Regions from separate parts of the Homo sapiens genome. Here region 1 is linked to region 2. Evidence: read pairs that join two places in POLR2A ChIA-PET (ENCODE). Cell type or tissue: CD4-positive, alpha-beta T cell. All regions are shown on one strand. Region 1 overlaps STIM1 (stromal interaction molecule 1). Region 2 overlaps STIM1 (stromal interaction molecule 1).

Region 1 (8,000 bases), 130 kb after region 2:
GTTGGTTCAAATCATTCATTTTAATGATGACAGCCTGAGACACAGAGAGGGAAAGGGCTATGCCCAATGTCACACAGTCACACAGTGGCAGAGCCAGCACTGGAACTCAAGGCTTCTAACCTCATGGGCCACTGTGCTTCCCAACTGGTTAGAGTGAGCCAAATAAAGTTATTTACCTGGAGCGATGTGGGTAGTGTTTTGGCCCTGGAAAAAGTATAGCAGGTCAGGAAACATAATATAAGCAGGATATGGTAATGGCTAACAATGACAGAACCAAACAGGGCCAGCCTAAAGGAGCCAAAATTAAAATGCTTCTGATTGCTTAAGACACTTGGAAAACTAAGAGGCAGAAAAATATTCTGGTTATTTTTAGGAACCTAGAATCCAACGAAGAACAAGCAGGGCAGGCAGATAGAAAAGGCCAGAAATGCTAAGAATAATCTCAAAGTATGCTACTTTCTTTGTCCTAGGCCAAATATCCAGAAAACATCACCTCAGAAGCATCTCTGGGTTTAGCTCACTATAGGGGTACTATAGGAACCAGCAGATTCTTGGGTTCCACATGCACACAGCCAACAGGTATGGAGACGAATGACATTTACACACTTCCTGGCATTTCATATTAATTTAATTCTCACATCAGGCCTACAGGACAAATATTTTGATTCCCATTTAACAGATATGAAAACTGGGGTGTAGAGAGGGCAAGTCTCTTGCTCATGATCATAAAATTAGTATTGTATAAGGAAAATTCAGCATTCAAATGTATACTATTATTCAAGAAATTCCTATCCAGCGCCTGCTGTTCCAACCCCATTGATATAGTTGGGATATTCATCCCTACCCAAATTTCATGTTGAATTGTACTCACCTATGCCGGAGGTGGAGCCTGGTGGGAGGTGTGTGGGTCATGGGGGCGGATCCCTCCTGGCTTGATGCTGTCTTCATGATAGTTCTCACAAGATCTGGTTTAGAGTGTATGGCATCTCTCCCCACCCACTCTCTATCTTGCTCTTGCTTTTACCATGTTAAGTGTCTGCTCCATCTTTGCCTTTCACCATGACTGTAAGCTTTCTGAGGCTTCCCTAGAAGCTAAGCAGTTGCCAGCACCATGCTTCCTGTAAAGCCTGCAGAACTGTGAGCCAATTAAACCTCTTTTCTTTATAAATTACCCAGCCTCAGGTATTTCTTTATAACAATGCAAGAATGGCTAATACACCTGTGCTAAGAACTATAGATATAATAATAAAATAGACATGGTCCCTGGCCTAACAGAGTTTCAATCAGGGAAGAAGTTAAGCAATAATGATTATTATAATAATACACAACATTATTTTTTTTGAGACAGAGTCTTACTGTGTCGCCCAGGCTGGAGTGCAGTGGTGCAATCTCGGCTCACTGCAACCTCCGCCTCCCGGGTTCAAGTGATTCTCCTACCTCAGCCTCCCGAGTAGCTGGAATTACAGGTGTGCACCACCATGTCCAGCTAATTTTCTTTTCTTTTTTTTTTTATTTTTTTATTTTTAGTAAAGATTGTGTTTCACCATGTTGGCCAGGCTGATCTCAAACTCTTGACCGCAGGTGATCCACCCGCCTCAGCCTCCCAAAGTGCTGGGATTACAGGCGTGAGCCACCATGCCCAGCCTACACAACATTTTTGAATGCTTACCATATGCCAGGCACTAGTCTCCACTCTCCATATATACTGCCTTATTTAAATTCTCACAATAACTGCCAGTGAGGCAGTTGCCATTATTCTCTTCATTTTATAGATAGGAAACTAAGGCACAGAGAGATAAGTAACTTGCTCAAGAGCACATAGCCAGTAAGTTGTAAAAGTAAGGATTCAAACCCAGGCAGCTTGACTCCAAAGCCTATACTCCTAATAGCTACCTCCAAACAAACAATGGTAAGACAGCCTGGTGAGTACTGTGATAGAGGGAAGTCAGAGAATATGGAGGGGCCTTGCTGGGACAACTGGGTCACCCGTATTATATAATGAGGAGTCACTAGATAAAGACAGGAAAGAACAGAAAGATGAAATTGAGCATTGAGGACTAGGCTTTAGTAGCTGATTCCTCTAGAGATAGGAAAACCCTAGCAAGAAATGATGGGATGATGACCAGAGTCACTACACTCCTGCTCTGATTAGGGTACCATCACCTCTACTGTGCAGAGCTCTGTCATCCAACAGCTCACCGATGCTCACTACAATTCAAGGAGTCAGGCAGAGCAGAGATTCCTGATCCCACTTGACAAATGAGGCCCACATGGCGGCAGTGATTTGTCCTAGGTGGCACAGTGAGTTGGTGACAGAAGAAAGTCTCTTACTTAAATTGTGCTCTTTCTACTAGACTACTCTGTCACAAAAGGAAAATCCAAAACATAGTATTGATGAAGAGTTAAAAACTGTAGATTTCTCTGACCATTCTCTTTTCAACTTACCATCACTCCCATCCCACTTCCCCCTCCACTCCCACTACACAGGCACAGAGAGTTCTGGCTGCTTAAATATACTCATGCTCCCTCCCTTGGTGCCTCCAGAGGCCAGTGATTCAATCAGCGAGTTAATCAGGCACAAAACCTTGGCTGCCATGAGAAGCCATGTCCTCAGGGAAACATTCCCCTCCATCAGCTCATCCACAGCATACAAATCTTTAAATGGCAATTAAAGAATTGAGAAGAATGCTGAAAAGCCAGGGGAAACACCCTGTAAAAGGAAAACATTTCACATTATCTCACGTCTGCATAGAAGACATAGAATTTGGCCCCAGCCTAAGGCCCCTTCCTCTAAACAACTCAGTTGGGGTCTTAAGTTCCTAAAAAAGAGAGAAAATGTGCTAAAAATCCATCATTAACTCATTAACTAATTCATCTGTTCATTCACTATTGATGTCTATTCTGTACATAACCTATGTTAGGTGGTAGAGCCACACAACTTAAAAAAAAAATCTCTGCCTTCAAGAAGTTTACTTTCTAGCTTGTACTTCAATATAGATGAAGATATCCTTTGACTAATACATTTGCTTCTGTCACTTATGTGAATCTGTGTATATACGTGATAATTTGTTTTCTTTAAGTCATAGTGATATGACTGTGTAAGATATGCAAAGGAAAAATGAAAGGAAAGTTGTCTTTGTTCCTTAGTATGATTTTCCATCTATTCTAGGATAATTTTTTGTTTGGTTGGTTTTTGTGTTTTGCAGAGACAGAGTCTCTCCTGTTGCCCAGGCTAGCCTCAAACTCCTGGGCTCAAGTGATCCTCCCACCTCGGCCTCCCAACATGCTGGGGTTACAGGCGTGAGCCACTGCACCCGACCTAGAAGATGTTTTTTTTAACTGTGAACTGGACTGTGGCTCTCTTGGAAAAACCTATATTGAGCAATAATCTTTTTTTATTAAAGCACAATAGCTTTACCAGAAGAAAAAACAAAAAAAGTTTACCAGCTTACAGTCTTTATTGTCTGGTGAAGAAGACAGGTAATTAAGAGGCATTGCATGGAGGTAAGAATAGGTATGGTGTGTCATCAAGTTACCAGCCAAACCAGGACTTCAACCCAGTTTCTCTATTCCAGTTAACGATGCAGAAAAGCACTCCTTAAATGGCCATGTAATATTTAGATAGCATGTGGCAATCTTATCATGTGAGTAGTCCCCATTTTCTACTAGGAAATATCTACAATCACAGGATATACCAGGTTCTGTGGAAGCAAGTTGACTAATTCTTTCCTAGGAGTCAAGGAAAGGCTTCCCAAAGAAGATGCCCTCAGAGCTTGGCCTTAGGAAATACAAAACATCTAGATGGCAGAAGGCTGAGCATGCACAGACACAGCTGGCAAGCTCTCTAAGAGCAGACTAGAGGGTCCCAGGCTCCTAGCAGAAGAGTTGCCTTGGGGTAAAAGAAATGATATAACCCTGGTTGCTTTAACAATGATAACATCCTTCTGGGGTGTCTGTTCCAGGCAAAGTCCATCTAACTCTGTAAAGAACCTAACTACTCTGCACTCAAAAAGCTCTAAGCATTAGCTTGAGACTCTACAAGAGGTTTCTCTACCTTGCTCTCAAACACTTACTTCCTGCCTTGCACACTAGCCCCCAAAGCAACCAGGAACACATTACCTCATAAAGAGGTCTGCTGGTACCACAAATGGCCTTAAGACATGAGACTTAAAGCCAGCCAAAATGAGAAATGATCCAGTTCAAATGCAAACTTTGGAGGTTTTAACCTTCAGCTGGCCAAAGATAAAGATAAAAGTCCTTTAATGCTGTATAAACAGAGAGCAAAGCAAACAACCCATACGAAACCACAGTTCATTGAGAGGAAATCCAAAATCCAGTAGTCCCTGCCACCTACCGGTCCATCACCAAACCCATGTTCCAGCTAGGCCCACTCTAGGCCCACAGCACAGGCAGCACTACAAAGAAGGATAGGGTAGGTTCTCAGGAACTCTCCTGAGGCACATCCAAATGGAAGAGGGCAACTGTCTATGGTTCCTTCCCACCCTCAACACTACCCCAAATGCCAGATCAGCCTGGCCCTTATGGGACTTACAAGTTTACAAGGAAGCTGAAAATGTGTCATCCAGGCACCTCAGACCACTCTGCCCAGGAAATGGAGGCTATGCATAGTGAGACTGCCTGCTATAAGTGGTCTAGGTATTATATGGCCATTAGTGCTTCTCTGCACAGCTCATTGGAGTAGACAGACCAGGTTGAAGTCCTGGTTTGGCTACTAACTCGATCACACACCATATCCATTCTTACCTCCATGCAGTGCTCACCAATGATCAAATTCTACCCTACCTTCAAACCCAATCCAAGTACTGCCTCCTCTAATGAGATCTTCCTGCCTTTTACAGTCATCAGTGATCACTCTATTTTTATTTGAACATTTTTTAATTGAGATGTAATTAAAGCCTATTTTTGATCATTTTATATACTCAAAAATATGTACAGACAGGACTTGGTGGCTCCTGACTATAATCCCAGAACTTTCGGAGGCAGAGGCAGGAGGGCTGCTTGACTCCAGGAGTTCAAGACCAGTCTGTACAACAACATAAGACCCTCTCTCTACAAAAATAAAAAATTAGCTGGGTGTGATGGTTCATACCTGTAGTCCCAGGTACTCAGGAGGCTGAGGTGGGAGGATTGCTTTAGCCCAGGAGGTCAAGACTGCAGTGAGCCATGATCATACCATTGCACTCTAGCCTGGGCAACACAGTGACACTGAGACACACACACACTCTCTCTCTCTCTCTCTCTCTCTATATATATATATATATATATGTATACACACACACTATCTCTCTATATATATATATGTATACACACACACACACACACACACACACACATATATATGCTTCTTCTATGGCAATACTATTTGCTACAACACTGCTGCATTCCTTTCACCAGAACTCACGTTATTTGACAAGGCTGCCCAAGTCCTACACATCTACTGCTTAACCCTACCAAGAATTACTTTCAAATATAACAAATGTTTTGTACTGTTAGGTGATTTAACATGGACACACCCTATCTCAAGAGCCCATTGCCAACTCTCTTTCCTCTAATTCATCCTGCACCTCCCAGTCAGATCTGTTTTGTTTAATATCACTTTATGCAGGCCTCACCTTGCTTACCACTTTCATGGATCTTCATTACCTACAGCAGAAGTCTTCGAACTGTAGATATCAATCCCTCAGTCAGTGGACCATTTTTGTTCTGTTTAATTATCAGAGTTCATTAGTAGAGGCATGTACTCTTTTGTAAAAGTTTTGTTTCATTTAAATAATAACAATAAAAATTATAGCACCTCACATGTGTCAGGTACTATTCTAAGCACTTTATATTTGTTACCTCATTCATCCTCACAACAACCCTATGAGGTATCATTATCAACATCTCCATTTCTCAGCTCAAGAAACTGAGGCACAGAGAAGTAAACTAAGTGGTGGCATATAGAGACAGGCAGTCTGGCTCTAGAGTCCAAGCTCTTAGCTACTACACTACACTGAAGAGTACAAGAAAGGCCTTTCTATAAATATAAATATATGCATATGGCATAAAAACACTTCCTATAAAAACATCTCTTTTAAATAAAGTCCAAACTTCTCTGTTTCTTTAATTTTACTCCACTGCTTCTTCCATGTATCCTCCACTCCCCCTAGATTGACATTCTCTGTGGGACCTGTTCCTTCATTCATGGCTTGCCATCCCCCCTTTTCTCTTTCTCCAAATGCTAACCAACCTTTCCAGTTTAGGTCCTCCAGGATGGCTCCTTGAAAGGGTCGTAGGGGAGGCAGTCAGTGCATGGGGGTATGCTGCTTCCCAATAGTTCGATGCCTACCATGATGCATCAGCCACTATGTTGGTGCTTTACACACATCACCTCATTATTCCTCACAACCCTGTGAGTCTGCTGTTATTATCCCCATTTTACAGAAAAGGAAAAAGTAGTTCAGAGAATTATGTTAACTTGCCAATGGCCTACAGTTCTAAAGCATACACTCTTTCTGCTATACCTTCTCAGCCCCTTATGATCTATTCCCCACATTTAAATATTTACATGTATACAATTTGATTTTGCATTTTATTTAAACTGCCTCAAACTATTTTCCCATTTATGTATGTGTCTTATCTCCCCAACTGGACCCTGAGTGAGCCCCTCTCCTCCCCTCACACCAACGGCTTCCTCTGTAGCACCTAACAGAGCTAGGCATTCAAGAGTTTTGGCCAAACCAAATTGGTAAGTCTGGGCTCACTAGAAGACGGAACTGTTGTGTTCTGGGTAAAGCTACTAAATAGCTGTGCTTTAACCATACAAAACCATGAATTAATTTCTTCTGGAGTTAAGGAAAAAGGTCTCTTAACCAAGAAAATCACATAGTGAAGTCTATGAGTCACTCTTGTCAGCAATGATATGAAGATCCCAGAAAACAAGTAACAAAAAAAGATTTACAGTGGGTGGAGTGTTTTTTCCCTTCCCACTCCTTAGGGAACACAACTGGAATGATGATCTCTAACGAGTGCACACAGCTTCAGCTACAGAACAAGGGAATCCCAAAGAGAAGGTCAACCAAAAACAGCCAACCCAAAAGGTGCTCAGAGAAAGCCCCCAGGCAGCTCAGAAGAATAGGGAAAGAAAAATACTGGCCAAGGAAACAAAGAATCTTCCTTGTTCCTAGTTCTATGTTCTGATTCATTCATTTATTTAACAAATATTTATTAAGAGCACTGAGGATACCAGTTGATCTAGTGTGTAATCTGGACAGGTAAATTATTTAACTTCTCTGAATCTCAATTTCTTCATCTCTAAAATGACTTAATAAGTACTTTCTTGCCTATATCACAAGGTATTGGGAGGGTCAAATGAGAAAGGATAGACTAACATTGTGGACAAATAAAAAAGCTGTATTTTTTTAATTGTGGTAAAACATACATTTAAAAGGCTGTATTTTACATCTGTATTTCTCTGGCCTAAGTGGAATGCAGTGGTTGGGAGAAATGCAGAAATGAGATCAGTGGTAACCTCAACTATGTCATAGTCACCTACTTTCCTGACCCCACTGTTGGGCCTGTAAGATTTGCAAGAATCACAGAACAAAGTCAGTTCTAGAATTTTCAGTTTGGAAAAGCCTAGAAGAATCACAGAATCTCAGAGCCAGAAGGATCTTTAGAAGTCACACCTCTCTCCTCTCTCTTCCATCATAACCAGATAATCATGATGGTACTGTCTAAGTGTATATCCTCTGATAGCCCCAGAGATCAAGCAGCATTTTATAAGCTAGTCTATCTAGTCTCAATTCTATTGCTATCCCTTAGTTTTTAGAAAATTCTTGTCTAAATATTTTATATAGGGCTCAGTTATATGTCATACAGAAAAGTTCTTTGCCCAACTTGGGGCCAAACATAAAGGGAGAACAGTACCTTGCTGAAGCTAGTATGGCAGTAGTGGAGAAAATTAGTAAGAGTCCCTCCTAGGAGAAAGGGGTTTCAAG
Region 2 (8,000 bases):
GGAATACAGTTAAAAGATCTAACATAAATATTAGATTCTCAGAAGGAGAGGAGAGAATGGAGCAGAAGTATATTTTAAGAGATATATAAGTGCTAAAAAGAATGTATATTCTAGAGTTAGGCAAAGTGTTCTATATGTGTCAAGGAATTCAAATTTATTAACCATGTTTTTAAATTTTTTATATCCTTATGGATGCTGTTGGTGGCTTATTGAGAGAAGCATATTAAAATCTCTAACTTTGATTATAAAATTTGTCTAGTATCATTTTAGTTCAGTCAATATTTGCTTTACATATTTTAGACTACATCATTAGATGTATCCAAATTAAGGGCTGTTATATATTAAATTGAATTCATCCACTTATAATTATGAAATATCTATTTTTGGAGTCCAGTAATACTTCTTGACCTAAAGTTTACTTTATATTAATGTAAATATTACATTTATATTAATATATAGCTACCCTTGCTTTATTTCACTTAGCAACTGCTTTAGGTCAATACTTCATGACCTAAATCCTATTTTATATTAATATAAATATTATATCAATATATAGCTACTCCTGCTTAATTTTGCTGCTTTATTTTGTAACATATATCTTTTCTCATATCCTTTTCCTTTAACCTTTTTTTGTGTTCTTATATTTAAAATGTGTCTCTTACGAACAGCATATAATTGAGTTTTGGCATTAATCCAATCTGACAATCTTTGCCTTTTAACTGAATTGCTTAGTTGTTTTTTTATACAAACCAAGTCTCAACAAGTTTCAAAGGACTACACCCACACAGCATATGTTCTCTGATCTTAGTGAAATTAAACTAGAAATCAGCAAAAGAAAAATAACTTAAAAAGTCCTCACATGTTTGAAAATCAAGCAATATACTAGATAACCATGTCCCAAAAAAGGAACCACAATAAAAATTAGAAAACTTTTTGACCTGAAAAATAAAAAAAAAAAAAAGAGATTCCTGAATGATCACCTTACTTGGGGGAAAAAAAACAAAGATCCTTGACAGCCTACCTCATATCACATACAAAAGTTAATTTGAAATAATATCCCTAAATGTGAAAAGACAAACAATAAAGGTTCAGAAGAAAATTTAGGGAAATATCTTGGGGATAGGGAAGGATTTCTTGAACAAGAAACAAAAAGCAAAAAGCATCAATTTTTTTTTTTTTTTTTTTTTTTTTTTTTTTTGAGATGGAGTCTCACTCTGTCACCCAGGCTGGAGTGCAGTGGCACTATCTTGGCTCACTGCAACCTCCACCTCCCAAGCTCAAGCAATCCTCCTGCCTCAGCCTCCCAAGGAGCTGGGACTACAGATATGTGCCACCACACCCAGTTAATTTTTGTATTTTTAGTACAGACGGGCTTTTGCCATGTTGACCAGGCTGGTCTCGAACTTCTGACCTCAAGTAATCTGCCCACCTCAGCCACCCAAACTGCTGCGATTACAGTCATGAGCCACGGCGCCTGACTGCATCAATCATTTTAAAAAACTGATTAAATTACACTTCATTAAAATCAAGGGCTTCTGTTTATCAAAAGACAATAAAGCAAAAAAAAGTCAAGACTGAGAGAAAATATTTTCTATATATATGTGTATTTATATTGACAAAAGACTAATATCCAAAATATATAAATAATGCTTACAAATCAATAAGAAAAAGACAGACAATCCAATTTTTAAAATGAGAAGAGATTCCCAAATCAAATGGCCAATAAATTTATAAAAAGGTGTTTAATAATATTAGGGAAATGAAAATTAAAATCACAAGATACTACTATATATTTACCAGAATGTTTAAAATTAAAATGCCTAAAAATACTGAGGTCATGGATCAACTAGAATTCTCTTACATTGTTGTGGCAGTATAGATTGGTACAATCATTTTGGAAAATTGTTTGACAGTTTCTAATAAAGCTAAATACATGAATATTATATGTCCAACAGAAATGAGGGCTTATGCCCACCAAGAGACATATGCAAGAAGGTTCATAGCAATATTATTCATAAAAGTCAACAAAACTGCAGACAACCCAAATGTTTATCAACAGAAGAGTGGATAAATTAAAGTATACTCATACAATAGATTATTACTCAGCAATGGAAATAAACCAACTATCACTACATGCAACTTTGATGACTCTCATAGACATAATGTTGAGTGAAAGAAACAAAACACAAAAGAGTATATACTGTATAATGCCATTTATATGAAGTTCAAAATTAGACAAAACTAATCTGGTTTACAAGTTGTGACAGTAGTTAACTTTTGGATGAAATATTAATTGGGGTAGCAAAAGTGAGTTTCCTGGGGTGCTGAGAAGGTTCTGTATCTTGATCTGGGTGGTAGTAACACAGGTACATGCATATGCAAAAGCTTGCCAGCTGTATACTTATGACTTGTACACTTTATGTAAATACCTCAAAAAAGGAACAAAATAACTGTTATCACCTATTATCCACTGTTCTTTGAAAATCATAGTGACTATTTTTATAATTTTCTTTTTTTCTTTCTTTCTTTTTTTGTTTTTTTTGAGACAGAGATTCACTCTTGTCACCCAGGCTGGAGTGCAATGGCACAATCTCCACTCACTGCAACCTCCACCTCCGGGGTTCAGGCAATTCTCCTGCCTCAGCCTCCCAAGTAGCTGGGATTACAGGTGCCCGCCGCCACACCCGGCTAATTTTTTTGTATTTTTAATAGAGATGGGCTTTCACCATGTTGGCCAGGCTGATCTTGATCTCCTAACCTCAGGTGATCCACCTGCCTTGGCCTCCCAAAGTGCTAGAATTACAGGCATGAACCACTGTGCCTGGCCCATAGTGACTATTTTTTACAACTTGAACTCTTATTGTTGGTAAGAGTCCAGTGACTCTAGAACATAGTCTTTGGATCATATTTCAAATTCCTCACACATGTAACTTTCTAGCCAGACCCTGGGCCCCTGCCCTTTACCCACCCGTCAAGGTGTCCAGGAATTTGTGGACTCTCCTACCTGCTCCAACTCCTCCTCAGCATATTTTTGGCGGCTCCGCTCATTCTCAGTACCCTCCCGCAGCTCCTTCAGCCGCTGGGCTTCCTGCTTAGCAAGGTTGATCTCATCGCGCAGCTTCTTTTCCAGATGGACCTTCTCCACCTCCACTGTGCGGTGCTCCTCCTGGGCCTTGTGCAGCCTGGGGGGGCAATGCAGGGAGCTGGAGGAGGCCAGGCAAGGGGGTGCCAGCCAACATGCCATGAGTCATGGCATCAAAGAGGAAAATGACAGCTCCAACTCTCAGCATATATTCTCCCTGCTCTGCTGTGTGTCTGGCTCTGAGCTAGCTCAAGGCCCATAGAAACCACAGTCATTACCTAATTCACACACTGACCATCATTTTGCTGCCAGTAATCAAGGCTATGAAGCCAGGCTCTCAGGCATCTGAATCCCTCCTCGAAACTATCTCATACTAAAATCATAACAAGTACCAGTTTACAAGGTATTTCCCATTTGTCCTCCCAGCAGATAATGATATATTGGTATCATTATCAGCCTGGGACAGGCAGATACAGAGTCTTGCAACTTGTAGGAAGAACTGAGGCTAGAATTCCAATCTGTGTGACTTCAAATGCCACAATTATTCCTCTTATGTAGTGGTATCTAGAAAGTTCAATGAATGTAGAATACCCTGCAAGCTTGACAAAAAGATCCAGGGAAAACCTAATGGCTGAGAAATGACTGGGGTGGTAGCAGAGGGGTGGATTAGGGAAGATGAGGAGGAACTATTGAGCTAGGAGTCCTCTTGGACTCCTGAGCTTCTGTTCCCAGAAGCACAAAACAAATTAAATTTATGCCAAAGGACTCAGGAGAGTCCCCTGCTGCCCCCAGGCCCTGAGTTCCTTTCCTAAGTATCTTCCTTAGTGGATAAGATCTCAAGGGCATGAGTTATAATGTAAGTCTACCCTTGCACCGTCACACACATTCCCTCAGTTCACCGACAAAACCTTCCATCCAGCTAAACAAGCCTTCCCGCTTCTTCACTTCTTTCCTCCACACGGCTATCTATGTTAATACACTCATTCATTCATCTATTCATTCACCGAGTTCTTTCAAGTGCCTACTAAGTGCCAAGCCCTGTGCTAAGCCCTAAATACGTGGCGATAAATCAGAAAGCTCTCCCTGCCACTGAGGAGCTCATGATTTACTCCAACAAAGACAAGTAGACAGATAACTGTATTCAGTGTGACAAATTCTATAATAGAAAGAGATAGATATAGATATATAAGGTCTTGGGTCTTCCCAAAAGATGGAGTCATCAGCTCTGCCTGAAAGGAGTCAGGGAAAGAAAGAGAGACTTGGGCTACACCCAGAACAAAGACTGAGAGTTTGCTAATCCCTTTGGAAGAGAAAACGGACTTTACTGTCTGGTCTTCCTTTCTAAGTAAAAACCACCAGGTTACCAGGGGACCAGATTAGGAAGGAGAAAGGATGGTGAAGAAGAGATAAGATATATAGCTTAGACTTGAGGTATAGAAAAGAAAGGATAGACTACAGAACAAGAAGGACCCCTAGAGAACACTGACCACTGAGATAATTAAGTAGATGAAACAAACAGAACTCAATCTGTAAAAAAAAAAAAAAAAAAAAAACCTCTAAGTCCAGAGCTATCAGTGGCGGAGACTTCAAAAGACATCATGGAACAAGCAAGGAGGTAAGAAGAGGAAATGTTAGGCTGCAAGCTTCCCGCAAATTGTGATCTGCCTAATTTGTCCCTGAAGAGAAAGGGAGTTGAACCCCCTGAAAATGAACACCAGATGGCGATATATGCATAGGCAAAGACAAATCAGAGGCGCCATTTCCTGCCATCTCCTTCCCTTGCTGAATATCCTCCTTTACTGTACTCTTCCATGACCCAACTATATAAAGTTACACCATTAAGGATTCACTTCTTCACTGAAATACTGTCCTTTTATGAAAGCAGCCTCTTGAGAAAAGCCAATACTATGATATGTCTGTCCTTTATAATAATAGCGAGCTCCTTTAAAGTAGAATCAAGACTGACACCCTTTCATAGTTCCAATAAGGTCTGTTAGAGATGGAGAACAATAATCATTGTTGGGTGTAGAAATGAGCAAATAAGTATACAATTAAGCACTGCCCCACTCCAAGGCAACAACAATTAGCATTGCAATTAGTCCTGGCTCTAAGCAGTTGTGTGACTATGAGCAAGTTTTGCCTGTTTTGGGAATCAAAATTCCTGCCTGCCTCAAATAATTATCTTGAAACTCAATGAAATCCTAACTGGACTGTATATGTAGAATTATATTTATTCACATAAATTATCAGGAACTCTGTAATAAAGCTCTGTGAAAGCTGGCATTGCAGGTCTGTTAATACAAGGAGGAACCAGGTGGCATGTGGGCTCTGGACACTCAGAGGAGGATATATGTGTGCATGTGTGCAAGCCTATCTCTAGGGGGAAAAGGGGAGGGGTGTCTTTGTCTCTTTCTAAGTGCCACAGTGGTCATTTAGCTCTGGAAGCTTTAGGGAGCAGGGAGTGCTGGGAGCTTAGTTTTATCCCCAAACTTGGAATGTCTCCTGCCTAGATTCTTTTGCCTTTGGAATGGAAACAGTACATGTTTTTCAAACAAATGAGGTATGGGGACTGCTCAGACAGCAGCAGTTAGCTCCTAACTGGCAAAGGGCCCAAGAACAAGGGGCCCAGCAAAGTAGCCAGGAATCAGCTTAGAGATCAGACCCCTCTTGCTCCCTAGAAGCCCAGCCCATGGAAATAAATCCAATAAGTCTGCTACCTCAGTAGAGGCAGCACCCTGGAGTGTCAAAATTCCTAGTTCACTACTTACTGATATATGACCCTGAACAAAGCACTTACCCTCTCTGAGCCTTCATTTCCCCAACTCTAATAGTACCTACTTCAAAGGGCCATAGTGATTAAAAGTAATAATGCATTTAAGTATTTAACAATACCTGGCTCACAAGAAGTCTTGTCCCTACCCCTCCAAATTAAATAGTGTTTACCATTTAAAAATAACACAATGGCTGGGCACAGTGGCTCAGGCCTGTAATCCCAGCACTTTGGGAGGCTGAGGTAGACCTCTTGAGTCCAGGAGTTCAGGAAAAGCCTGGGCAACACAGCAAGACCCCTGTCTCTACAAAAAATAAAAAAATTAGCCAGGCATGGTGGCATGCACCCAGCTACACAGGAGGCTGAAGCAGGAGGATCTCTTGAGCCCAGGGGGTGGAGGCTGCAGTGAGCCATGTTCATGCTATTGAACTTCAGCCTGGGCAACAGAGCAAGACCCAGAGTCAAAATAATAATAATAATAATAAATAGAAATAAATGAAAAGACAAGACTTCATTTCCTTTTACATGAATTCCTGCAAAGACTTCCCAACTAGAGTCCCTAGGCTTCCAGAATCATTTTCTAAAAGACAGTCTTGAATAGACCTCTCCTCTTCTCGAAAACAAAACAACCAAAAAAACCTGATTTGACTCTCTATTGCCTTCTGCATCCTACTAACTTCCCCACATGCATCTTAAGGTTCCAGGGATCTGACCCCACCCTATACACTCAACCTTAACACCTAGGACCTCGCTACCCATCTTTAAAGGCTACCTCCTCAGAGTCCCACATCCACTCATCCACCTCTTTGTCTTTCTAGACATTAGCATTCTTATCCTATAAGCTGAGTCTGGAACTAAGTCTGCATTAAGTGTGCTCTCACTGCTGCTTCTTGTGGGTGTGTAAGTTTTTTTTCTCAGGACCAGTGAATTTCTCATAACTGCCATCACAGAACTGGTTCCTAGACGTCAGGACTGACTGACTGACTGACGGGCACTCTCTTTTCACAGTTAAATCTTCTGCCATAGTTTTGAAGTCACATTTTATTTTAACAGAATCCCAGACCATCTGAGTTGGAAGTGTTCTCCTAGGAGAGTTTAGCATTCTCCAAGGTCAATCCCTTCATATTACCAATGAGGAAATAAATCCTGGGAGGGAAAGAAATTTATCCAAAGTTATATAGCAAGTTAGTGTTTATGAGATTTAGACTCCTTATAAGAAAGAACTAAGGACAGTAAGAAGGAAGGTTTTGAGGTTTCTTTGGGGAACAGTAAAGAACAGTTCATTACATCTATTTATATGCTAGGAGAAGCAGTCCAGAGACAGGCAGAAGGAAGAATGACCCCATAACAAGCAATGGGAAGCTCAAGACCTCTGGCAGCTACACATTTCTCCCTCTGAAGCTAAGAGGCAAAAAAGATAGAAACAAGTTTCTCCCCAGGAGGAATAACTGCCCAATAGCAATTGGAATATCAGCAACCTAAACTTGCAATGCAGTTTTGGAAGGATGATGCAGCCTGGGCTGCCATGCTGACAAGGTCTCAGGGGCCAAGTGGCTCACACCCAGGTGGAAATAGGAGGTTCCCAAGAACTGGCAGGGCCTCACCTTTCCTGAAGGGGCAGGCCTTACCTTTCCTGAAGGTCATGCAGACTCTGCTCAGCTCGGTGTAACCCCTCCAAGTCCTTCATCATCTTCTTCATGTGCTCCTTGGAGTAACGGTTCTGGATATAGGCAAACCAGCAGCCGCCCACACCAATAACGATAGACACCACCAGCATGAAGTCCTTGAGGTGATTATGGCGAGTCACTGCCAGAGAGGGGAGGGCATGATGAGTTAGGGTGCCCACTGCACACTTAGCCTTGCAGACTCCACTGCATCCCTCCTCTATGAAGCCTTCCATAACAGACACACTCTCCCACTGAGAAGGAATTAGTTTCTCTTCTTAGATACACACTTGCCATACACTATTACAGTAAGCTCTATGTCTATCTCTCTGCTAGCCAAGGCTTTGTTTTGAAATGAGAGGCCTTACAGCAATACAGGATGCTTATTAAATCACACTTTCTTAAGATGCAGTGAAGAGGAGAGAACTAGTGCCTTCTCAATATGCCCCAGCCATCTCTGGGCTGGATGAGCCCATATGCCAAG

The links. ChIA-PET counts read pairs that join two places held together with the same protein. Peaks named below come from ENCODE experiments on the same cell type or tissue, not always from the same donor. Only the 100,000 strongest peaks of a DNase experiment are listed, where the experiment ranks them.
Region 1: POLR2A ChIA-PET joins it to region 2 with 17 read pairs; 7 of 35 experiments call an interaction of 5 or more read pairs at or near these places.

The regions. Positions count from the first base shown.
Region 1 is chr11:3,938,940-3,946,939 of GRCh38, reverse strand. The region is part of intron 1 of STIM1 (stromal interaction molecule 1); the gene reads right to left. Among named protein-coding and RNA genes, the nearest start is that of PPIAP40, 49 kb to the right of the region's middle. RefSeq lists an enhancer at 3,880-4,009. In CD4-positive, alpha-beta T cell, a CTCF peak has its summit at 4,356 (motif pointing left); DNase peaks (open chromatin) are centred at 4,099 and 4,349; H3K27ac peaks cover 5,256 bases.
Region 2 is chr11:4,069,684-4,077,683 of GRCh38, reverse strand. It overlaps STIM1 (stromal interaction molecule 1), which reads right to left. Exons shown (of 13, transcript NM_001382567.1): 6 at 7,481-7,658; 7 at 3,005-3,182. Among named protein-coding and RNA genes, the nearest start is that of RRM1, 21 kb to the left of the region's middle. RefSeq lists an enhancer at 4,671-4,965. In CD4-positive, alpha-beta T cell, a CTCF peak has its summit at 4,797 (motif pointing right); a DNase peak (open chromatin) is centred at 4,823; H3K27ac peaks cover 742 bases.